Regions from separate parts of the Homo sapiens genome. Here region 2 is linked to region 1. Evidence: chromatin contacts called from ENCODE Hi-C or POLR2A ChIA-PET data. All regions are on one chromosome and are shown on one strand. The core of a region is the stretch at or near the end of the contact, and the rest is flanking DNA. Distances in the headings are between cores, read along the strand shown. Region 1 overlaps AKAP6 (A-kinase anchoring protein 6). Region 2 overlaps AKAP6 (A-kinase anchoring protein 6).

Region 1 (4,860 bases), core at 1,107-3,606:
CCCTCTCAGTGAAATTTTGTTATCTTCTGATTGTTTTTTGTTTTAATAGCTGGGTCTAGTATTATTATTACTTGTAAAACTGAATGCAAGCATGGTTAAAAATATGGGGTATCTGCCTTATATTCATGGGAAAGAAAAAAAGTGTGGGGTATGGATTTCTGCCTTTTGCATTCAGGTGGCGAAGGCTGTTGAATTGAAGCCTGAAGCCATTCTCTAAGGCAGGTATCAAAGTGATAAACCTACTTTATAACATATATTTTGCTTTTTGCAAATAACTTTGTTTTAAAAATTTATCTGTAATTCTCTTTTTTATTTTTTATTTTTTGAGACGTAGTTTCACTCTTGTTGCCCAGGCTAGAGTGCAATGGTGCAATCTCGGCTCAGCTCACTGCAACCTCCCCCTCCCGGGTTCAAGCCATTCTTCTGTCTCAGCCTCCTGAGTAGCTGGGATTACAGGTGCCTGCCACTACACCCGGCTAATTTTTGGTATTTTTAGTAGAGACAGGGTTTCACCATGTTGGCTAGGCAGGCCTCGAACTCCTGACCTCAGGTGATCTGCCTGCCTCGGCCTCCCAAAGTGTTGGGATTACAGGCGTGAGCCACCACGTCTGGCCTTCTCCTCACCATTGAATTCAAAAGTTAGATGCCTGAGAAATTAGGGAAAAGGATTACACTGCAGTATTGGAAAGATTCTGAAAAAATATGTCATAGGAGTAACTTAGTCTTAAGGCTTTTGTCAACTCAACAAGTCTTTTTTATTTCCACTCCTCATTCCTGTATGGAAAGATACATGTTTCTAGTCAAATTGGAAGCATTTTAAAAAGTTTCCCCTCTATTTTGGTATGTAAAAATAATTTTGCTTTTCTTTTTTTTTGCTGAATATTTGTTACTGTACAAATATGAACCACTTTTTGACAATCACATTTAATTTCTGATCTTTAGGTCAGTCACCTTTCATCTTTGGGGAAATAACAATATAAACTAACTTGAATTTGTAGAACCCGAAAAAAAAGTATAAAAGAAAAATAAATTCATTGCCTTGAGTAGAAGAAGCTGCTCTTGAGACTAAAAATAGTGCTTATTTATTTTAAAGTATAAGAGCCTAAAAGTTGATATTTTATACTAGACTCGTTCCAGAAGAAAGATAAATTTAATAGCTGGATAATTAAACTAATTAAATTCATCTTAAAATGCCACCTTACTTTTTGATGAATTACACTTATGTTATTTTAACTTATTTGGTTAATATTTTACTGTTTATGTATTTCAGACCAATTTATTACCCCTAAAATTCCAGAAGCCTCTAAAAATTCCATATAACCAAATATTAATGTAATTTAGATTGAGAGTTAATTAGATCTATTCAGTACAATCCATGATTTATACTTTCTAGGAAAGTAAAGATTTGGGATTGTCACAGGTTATTATTTAACTAACAAATCATAGAAAGGAGCAACATCTCCTGAATTCAGCTCAGTGTTTTTTGTGATTAGAACATCTTCCCACGTAGCTGTCCCACGTATTGAATATGTTGATTTTATAGTCAAAATGATGTTTGAATATTTCTAGTAGAAAAGCCCAAAATAATCCTGGCTTGAACAAGATAGAAGTTTGGTTTTTTCTCACATAAAAGAAGTACAGAGCAGCAATCAGACCTGGTACGGTAGCTCCTCCGGTATCAAGTGGAACCCGTGTTTCTACCCTCATGCTCCACCGTCCTCTACCCGTCATACGCAAAGGCCTCTCTGGGTCTGAGTTGCCAGCTGCTCTAGCCATCAAGTCCACATTACAGCCTGGAAGAAGGGGAGGAAAGTAGAAGGGCATAAAGGGAGCCCCTCCTAATTGAGTCAGCTCCCTGTAAGCAGCTCTCCCAGAATTTCAACACAACAATTCCACTCATTGGCCAGAACATGGCCACACCTAGCTGCAAGGGAGATAGGGAATGTAGTTTTAAATTCTGTGCAGGAATATGAACAGCTAAAAACCAGGATTTTGTTACTAAGAAATAAGGGAAGAATAGATGGGGGCGGTGGGGGGAGAGTAGTCAATATCACAGTGGTTTTATGTTCATATTATTTCCTGGCTCTTGGGGCTACCATGTAGAAAATCAAAACACCTCTTTCTGTTTTTGTTATGAGCTATGGTTTCTTAATTTAGAAATCTGGCTTAATTTAGAAATCCTGTTTCTTCTGTGAAGTATCATTTCTTTATTTGGCAATCTTGACTGACTCTTGCTTTCTTCTTTCCTCTTGCCTTTCAGCTGTTTTGGAAAGAAGTGAGGTTTAGACTTCTCCATGTTAACCATGAGCGTGACACTTTCCCCCCTGAGGTCACAGGACCTGGATCCCATGGCTACTGATGCTTCACCCATGGCCATCAACATGACACCCACTGTGGAGCAGGGTGAGGGAGAAGAGGCAATGAAGGACATGGACTCTGACCAGCAGTATGAAAAGCCACCCCCACTACACACAGGGGCTGACTGGAAGATTGTCCTCCACTTACCTGAAATTGAGACCTGGCTCCGGATGACCTCAGAGAGGGTCCGAGACCTAACCTATTCAGTCCAGCAGGATTCGGACAGCAAGCATGTGGATGTACATCTAGTTCAACTAAAGGTAAGGCAAGGTCTGTGATCCTCTCAGGATAGAAGTTTTCAAAAGGCTGTGGCACCTAGAGACTGTGTTCTGTAATTTCCAGTGAGGAATTGTCCAGGAAGAAAAGCACAGTACCAGGTTTCAAACCATTATCTTTAGAGATAAACATGGAAATAATTAATTCTTCTCTGATTTTACTACATGTGCTGATTATCTAGAATACAACTGGCCTTTGGTGATAGTGCAGAGAAATGGGGAAAGGGAGGGGTATTTTTGTGCAGTGTTATCAAAATAAGTTACACAGAATAAAAGTATTTAAAAACTCTTACAAAGGGTTTAATAAAAGACTCTTATAGGTAAAATATCAAATGCAGCTGTGATTGTGAGTATTTGTATGTGACTGTTATCTTCAGTTGAAGCTGATGCTGCCTTTGTGGCAAACAATGAATTCTGACATAGTAGGGAAGGGCAATGTTCTTTTACAATGAGTTGTTTCATCCAGGCACAATGCTTCATGTAGAACAAAGGTGATTTTATGACAACTCATCTAAAGTTCAGACATTTAAAAAAAAAGTCTGTGGACTCAGAAGCCCTTTAAAAGCCTGACTGTTGGTGATAATGAAATGGAGTTGCTAGTAAAGAGTACTACTAATAGCGTTTTTGGCCTAGGGACTTCAAGATAAGGTGAACCTCGCCCTGCCATAGTCACTCCTCTCTCCCAGGTCCTTGAGGGAAATACACACTCAGGTCAGTGACCTGCAGAGCAAGACAGGTTTATAACCAATCAGGGCACTGGCCACAAACCCCATGGTAAATTTCTAGTCAATTAGAAGTAACACTAAGGAAACTTCCTTTACCTAAACTGGTTCATCCTAAATAATCTGAAATGAAAGGTCAAACATTCTTGGATCTTAACACTTAAATGGTTTACAGGATGCAGCCATCAGCCTGAGTGGGAAAGATGAGCACTTAAAATGAAGCATAGAGCCTAGAGCAGAGCAGGCTCAGCCTTCTCAGGCTGGTTCAGCAGATCCAGAGCCCAGCTGCCCCATTACAGAAAGTGTTCAAATGAGTGTGGTCGGGGGAGAGAACAAAAGAGCCAGAATCTTAAAGGTGACTGGGCTTCTCCCAGGTTGAGCAGGTCTAGTGTCTGATTTCTACAGGTTATTAGGGAAAAAAGTACAAAAAGGCAACAGAGAGATGGCTAGGAATTAGCTTCAACAGAATGCAAACCCCAGCCATCTTTCTGCTGTTGCAGCAGGGAGTGATTTGACTCAGTCTGTGAAACATGGTTTGTATAATCAGAATAGCAGGTCTCCAACTCCTTGAGGTTAAAGTGAAATAGAAATTTGGAGGCTCTGCTTTGCCCCCTTCCCTTCTCTGTCCCCTCCAAGGCTACCCTTACATGTAGCTCCCATAAGTAGATAGGGGGTTAGGTTTATAAGGAAAGTCAACTACTGCTTTCTGGAATCTTTCAGACTTACATAGAAAAGGTGGGGACAATAAAGGGAAATATCTTTAGAAGTCTCAGTAAAAAAAATGTGTTGTTAAGGGCTATTAAAAACATTAATGAGTCAATTAACTTTATTGAATTACATTAACAACTTGGAAGTGAAAATTTAAATTTTAGTTCCAAATAAGAATGTAAAGTTTTTGTACAATTAACATAGGGTTATATTTAGTGTTTGAGAAACCAACTCTAGGGTTGTATGTATTTTTCTCATTGGAACTGCCTATCACGTTCTTACCTTGGTCAAAAGGTATTTCACACCCACCTCCATCAGCTCCATCCCTTAGTGTGGTCTGTCTCCCCTGCTGAGAAAGGAGCCCCAGGAGGGCATGAAGTCAACACAGTAATTACATAGTAGTTACTCAGTCAATAACTATTAAGGGGATAAATATAAATTGTCCTATGTTCATTTTATCCTAGGATGTCTATCATGACTTTTCGGGGTACTAGTTTCATTAGGTTACTTAACCAATAGAGCCTTTCCACATTGAGTTCAAAGTCAAGGAGCTCTGGTTACTGCATGTGGCCTCAAAAAAGGTCTACACAAGTGTTTGGTTATATCGCTTAATCTACTTAGTTAAGTTTCTCTTTTATTCGTATAATATTTCTTTATTCCACCAAATAAGCACTGTCATGCATTTTTTCAAAAATATTTTAAATAAATATCACTTTTTCTGATTTCCACGTTGATCATAAGAATAAACGGGAACTTGGGCACAGAGTTTTATATGTGGAAACACAACAAAACAACCT
Region 2 (4,860 bases), core at 714-3,213, 36 kb after region 1:
GGTGACGAGACAATTTTTTCACCAAACTCCTGTGACACACAATTTACCCATGTAACAAAACTGCACATGAACCCCCGAACCTAAAATAAAAGTTGGAAGGAAAAAAAAACAAAAACAAAAAGAAGAGTTCTTATCTTTTAGCAATATGTACTGAAATATTATTTAAACAGAATGTTAGGATGCTTAGGATTTGCTTCAAATTAATTTGAGGTTGGGGGAGTGGGTAGGAACAAACAAGATTGGACAACAGTTAATACCTGTTATTGCTGGGTGTTGGGTACATGGGAGTTCATTATCCTCTTCTTTCTGTTTTTGTATGTTTTAAAATTTCCATAATAAAAAGTTTTAAAAATGGAATGACTACCATTTATATAAAGATTTTCACAAACCTGTAGTGAAGCATTATTACTCTCTTGGACAAGAAACAGAATCTTAGAGAGGTGATGATTTGCCCCAGGACATGGAACTAAATTGTCAGAATCAGGAATCCAGTCTGGATCCTCGGACACTATCTTGTCTCTGCTTGTCTATAAACCATGCTGTCTTAAAAAGCAGGATGGTTCTTTTCTTTGGTTGTTTGGATAACTCTTCCCTGTCCTCTGATCTTCAGTGTGGAAGAGGTCAGAATCCCAAGAAGTTGGTCTGTAATTCCTGCAATATCACACATTTTACTTTTCAATGAGACCCCCAATATTTCCCTCAGCTTCCATTCAGGATGCACCTCTCTGTTTCTTTTCTTTTGCCATTACATGTTAAATTTTCTTGGTTTTATTTGCTTTTAGTTTCTATTTTCTTCTTTTTTCACCTTTCATCCCCTTCTTCTATATTCCCTTTTCTCCCTAGTCTTTGTCATCAAGGGACTTTTCAATTGCTGGTTACAGCCCTTCTGTTCTTGTATGTGTTATAGATATTGTTGCTTCTCTCTCATTTTCACCCTAATTGTCATCTCCCTTTCAAAGAGTCTGATAAACTAAACCAGCAAAGGGAGCTGTCACAAGGCAGCCCTAGGATAGGAGCCCAGACAGCAGCATTCAGAATCTAGAAAAACTTGTGATTTTTCTACTGAAAATGATTAAGAGAAACACTGGCACCTTGAACACAGTAGGTACTCTGTTAATATTTACTGATGACATTAATGAAGAGAAAATTAAATGACATATTCAGAAGAGCTAGTTCTTGCCAAAAATATTTCCTACTCTGTGCCTTTTGAGTTGTGGGACTTAGTTTTCATCCCTGGATGACTTGCTTTCTATATCTGTGAAGTGAATAGACCAAAGTCCTGTGAGACAATGCCTTGCTCTTTCATGTAGTAAAGGTTAGCCCACCTCTGTAAGTATAGCAGAGAAACACTAGATTGGGAGCTTCTTGAGGGCAGGGACTTTGTTGATTCAAGTTTAGATCTCTGTCTTTAGACATCCTGTAATCACAGGATGTTGCAGGATGTTACCTTTCTTGCATAGATCAAGTGTTACAAAGAGCCTGGCAATTTACACATCTGTGCTACCATGACTTAAGACAAAAGCGCAAATCAGGATTTTTGTTTTTGTTATGTTTTATTGTCCTCCCTCCTCCCATCTTTGTCCCTCCATTCTTTCTCCCAGGTACTCCATATCCTTATGTTGTTTTCGTCTCATCAAAGCCCTGACAGAAACACAACCACTTCCAAAGACTTGCCATTCCTCAAATGTCCTGCGTTCTAATTGGACTTGCCCCCCTTTGCTCTAACAATCTTATTCCACCTTCATCAAAATTATTATTTCTAGGATACTGATTTTAGAGCATCTGTTTTAAGTGATTATTAATAATATATGAATAATAGGTAGGTTTAGTCCAAATTAATCTCTGCCTAGTGGAATGTGTGAAAAACTGTCCTAAACTCTACAGTAATGAATGCTATTGGAAGAGGTATTAACTAGGCATTCCACTAGAAAATTTGCTGATCCCTCGTCTGTTTTGTCATACCTCCCTGACTCATGGGGTGTACTGTGAGAACTGTTGCAACTCTGGGGAAGTGTTTTCCTGTCCTGCCACTAGACTTTGTGCCAGGAAATAATTTCTAGGCATTGCCTGGTAAAGTTCATCAACTTGCTTTGAAGAAGTCCTGTGAAAGCAATAGAGGGTTTTGTGTTGCTTTTCAACAGTCTCCAACGGAGGAGATTTTCACAACCTCCTTGGTATGCCAGTGTATAACAAACTATGATCACTAGCATTCCCCCAAGTAATTTAAGAAGAATTAAAAACAAGATAGGCACACAAAAGTTTATACATTTAAAAAAAGTTAGATTATTTGACATATTAAACTACCAGTAGATTCCTAGCGTTTCTTGGTAGTAGAAAACTTTTGAAAACATGTCCAATAATCTGTATAATAAAGTCAAGACAGTTTTGATCTTGATCTGTAAGAAAGTGTAATAATAACTAAATCATTATTTGAATGCTGACAAGAAAAGTACTTGCTGTACATTTACTGTTTACTTGTATTGTAGCACCACCTACTGTTGATAAAGAAACAAGCTTTTATAGCTTTCCCATTTTTCTTTGCCTCGCTAGTTAAAAGAATGTCTTTTTTTTTTTGAGATCTGATATTTTTAATGTCACAAATTTTTTTTTTTTATTATTATACTTGTCTTGGCTCGTCAGCCAGACATGCTGCTCGGAGATGTTTCTAAAGTTATGATACAGAGATTGCATTATGTCTGTTTCCAAAATGAAAGATTATGCCTTCAGTTACCTAAAGATCAGAACTGATGCTTGACATGCATATATGACATATTTTATCGCTTTTCAAATCAGATGTTTATCTTTTTATTTTCTAATAAAATAGGCTGTAGATGTTGGGAAATTACTGATTTGCTTTAAGTTCAGTTGCTCTTCCAATGAACAAATATTAAGTGGTAAAACATCAAGTCTTCTGAATATAATTACTAATATAAAATGATGTCATATTAGATCCAGGGTTAGCACTTACATACCATCACTCCCTTTCCTCCACCCTCAACAGAATCTTCATCACTAAAAAACCCACAAAACATCAACTAGGCTATTTGATATTTAGAGCTTTACTACTCAAAGTGTGGTCTGTGGACTGGACGCTTGGGCCACACCTGGGAACTGTTAGAAATGCAGGATTCTTGTCTCCCTGCATTTTAACAAGATCCCCAGGTGATTCAGATGCACATTAAGATTTGAGAAGCAATGTTTCAGGCATTTCTTGTATCCCACCCTACCCATCCCTGCCAGAAGACTGAACAGCAGTCAAACCAAGAGTAAGGTCTTTCATTACAAGTTTGAATTTACAGTATCTTATTCTCATAAAAAGTTAGATGATATTCTCTGACTCATGGCTTATTGAATGTAAATTGTATCACTGCTGTCGTTAGGGCTCACATCAGCAACTGAACAAAGAAGGCACAGTCCTTTCCCACTGGATCTGTCAGCTTCATCTCTGGGGAAAGTAATCAGGGAGCCATTTAAAGCAGCTGAGAGGAAAACTGCCAGCTCTGAAATTTTAGGGCATGCAAATGCCAACAAAATATTTAAGTTCGGTATGATAGAATCGTAGTTTGAACAGACAATAGAGGTAGGCTTAAATAATTCCTGACAATTGAAGTAGAAAGCAATACTTAGAGCTAGAATTATGAATAAATTGGAAAATTTAAAGCTTGATTTTTCTTAAGTCTAAATTTTCTTTTACCCATCTCTTTCTTCTATTTAAAAATCTAGTTAGTTTACTACAAGAGCAGTAACAGCCATTTGATTTTTGGTTAATGTTGAATTAGTTCATAAGTTTAACAAATGAATGTCATTCACAAATTTAGTTAATTTTCCTAAGACCTTTAATCCATCTAATAATCTCAAATACTTTAGATACATGAGGATAGACTTAGAAACCTAACTAGGCCAAATCTTTCAGTGAACTTAGGCCAGTTTTGAAAATGTAATAAACCAAATTTATAACTATGATAAACTAGGTTCTTTCATATTACAAAATTAATCAAATTCTTACCTTTATTAAAATCATGGCCGATATCCATTCAACATTTCAAATTAAAACTTCAAGGCAGTTTTGTATTTTGGATTCTTTAAAAACGTTTCAATAATTTTAAATAATAAACACCAAGATTGTCTCCATAATCATAAAATGTACTGCCAAAGTTAGCACTAAGTACCATGGGTTAGGCTTATGTCATTATCTCTGTATTTCTACATTTTCCTAGTGTTTCATAGTCACACAGCTAAAGATAGTAGAAGTCATCTGATCCATGACCAGTTCTGTAATGCGTTTATGGACGGTGGTAGTAATAAGAAATTGTGGACCAAAAGCAAGATCATAGTGCTACTTCCTAAACTGTGAATTAGCAGGCTGAACCTTTTAATAGTTTAAGTCTTTCTTGTCAGTGGGGGAATCCAAGTCCATGGCGAGAGCTGAGACTTAGTTTCATAGGCCATTGTCTTTTCTCCTAAGTGTATTATACATTTACTCAATTTTCATTGTAAACCCTTTCAACATTCTCTCACCCAATTTGGGTAGGTGGAATCCTGTACCCCCCACCAGGGCTATAGCTAATATCTTCATTGCACAGTTATTGTTCATTGAGACATGTACCTCCATCCATGGTATAAACTGTTTTTATTATCTGTCTCACCTCCATTTTAACAGTAATTCTGTTGACATTGCTTCTAGACTGGAGTTTGGCTAATAAGACACTGGACACTGTGTTATCTGTGCTAAGGAAGCACAGATAACGCAGCGTGTTAAGCATTCTGGGTCAGGATTTTTGTGCTGGCACAATTGTGAGTAAACCAAGAAAAATAGTCCCTATGAGATTTCTTTCAGACTTCAGCACACAGAAACCTAGT

Evidence for each region. A loop is a pair of places that touch in the nucleus more often than their neighbours do. ChIA-PET counts read pairs that join two places held with the same protein, here RNA polymerase II (POLR2A). Pooled maps may share reads with other maps.
Region 2: a loop to region 1 is called in a map of ascending aorta, with 2.4 times the contacts of the local background. The contact joins two enhancer-like sites. A Hi-C loop is called at or near these places in 5 of 168 maps with a recorded cell type or tissue (aorta, ascending aorta, cardiac septum and 2 more) and 5 of 50 pooled maps. POLR2A ChIA-PET finds 5 or more read pairs at or near these places in 5 of 52 experiments (A549, AG04450, Panc1 and 2 more).

The regions. Positions count from the first base shown.
Region 1 is chr14:32,431,200-32,436,059 of GRCh38, forward strand. It overlaps AKAP6 (A-kinase anchoring protein 6), which reads left to right. Exons shown (of 14, transcript NM_004274.5): 2 at 2,261-2,618. The coding sequence starts at 2,295. Among named protein-coding and RNA genes, the nearest start is that of AKAP6, 100 kb to the left of the region's middle. Within about 2 kb of position 2,357, at least 5 of the 41 ENCODE cell types and tissues checked have a DNase peak (open chromatin) inside an H3K27ac peak, as active enhancers do; they include ascending aorta, where a contact is called at or near this core.
Region 2 is chr14:32,467,113-32,471,972 of GRCh38, forward strand. All of the region lies in intron 2 of AKAP6 (A-kinase anchoring protein 6), which reads left to right. Among named protein-coding and RNA genes, the nearest start is that of AKAP6, 140 kb to the left of the region's middle. Within about 2 kb of position 1,964, at least 5 of the 41 ENCODE cell types and tissues checked have a DNase peak (open chromatin) inside an H3K27ac peak, as active enhancers do; they include ascending aorta, where a contact is called at or near this core.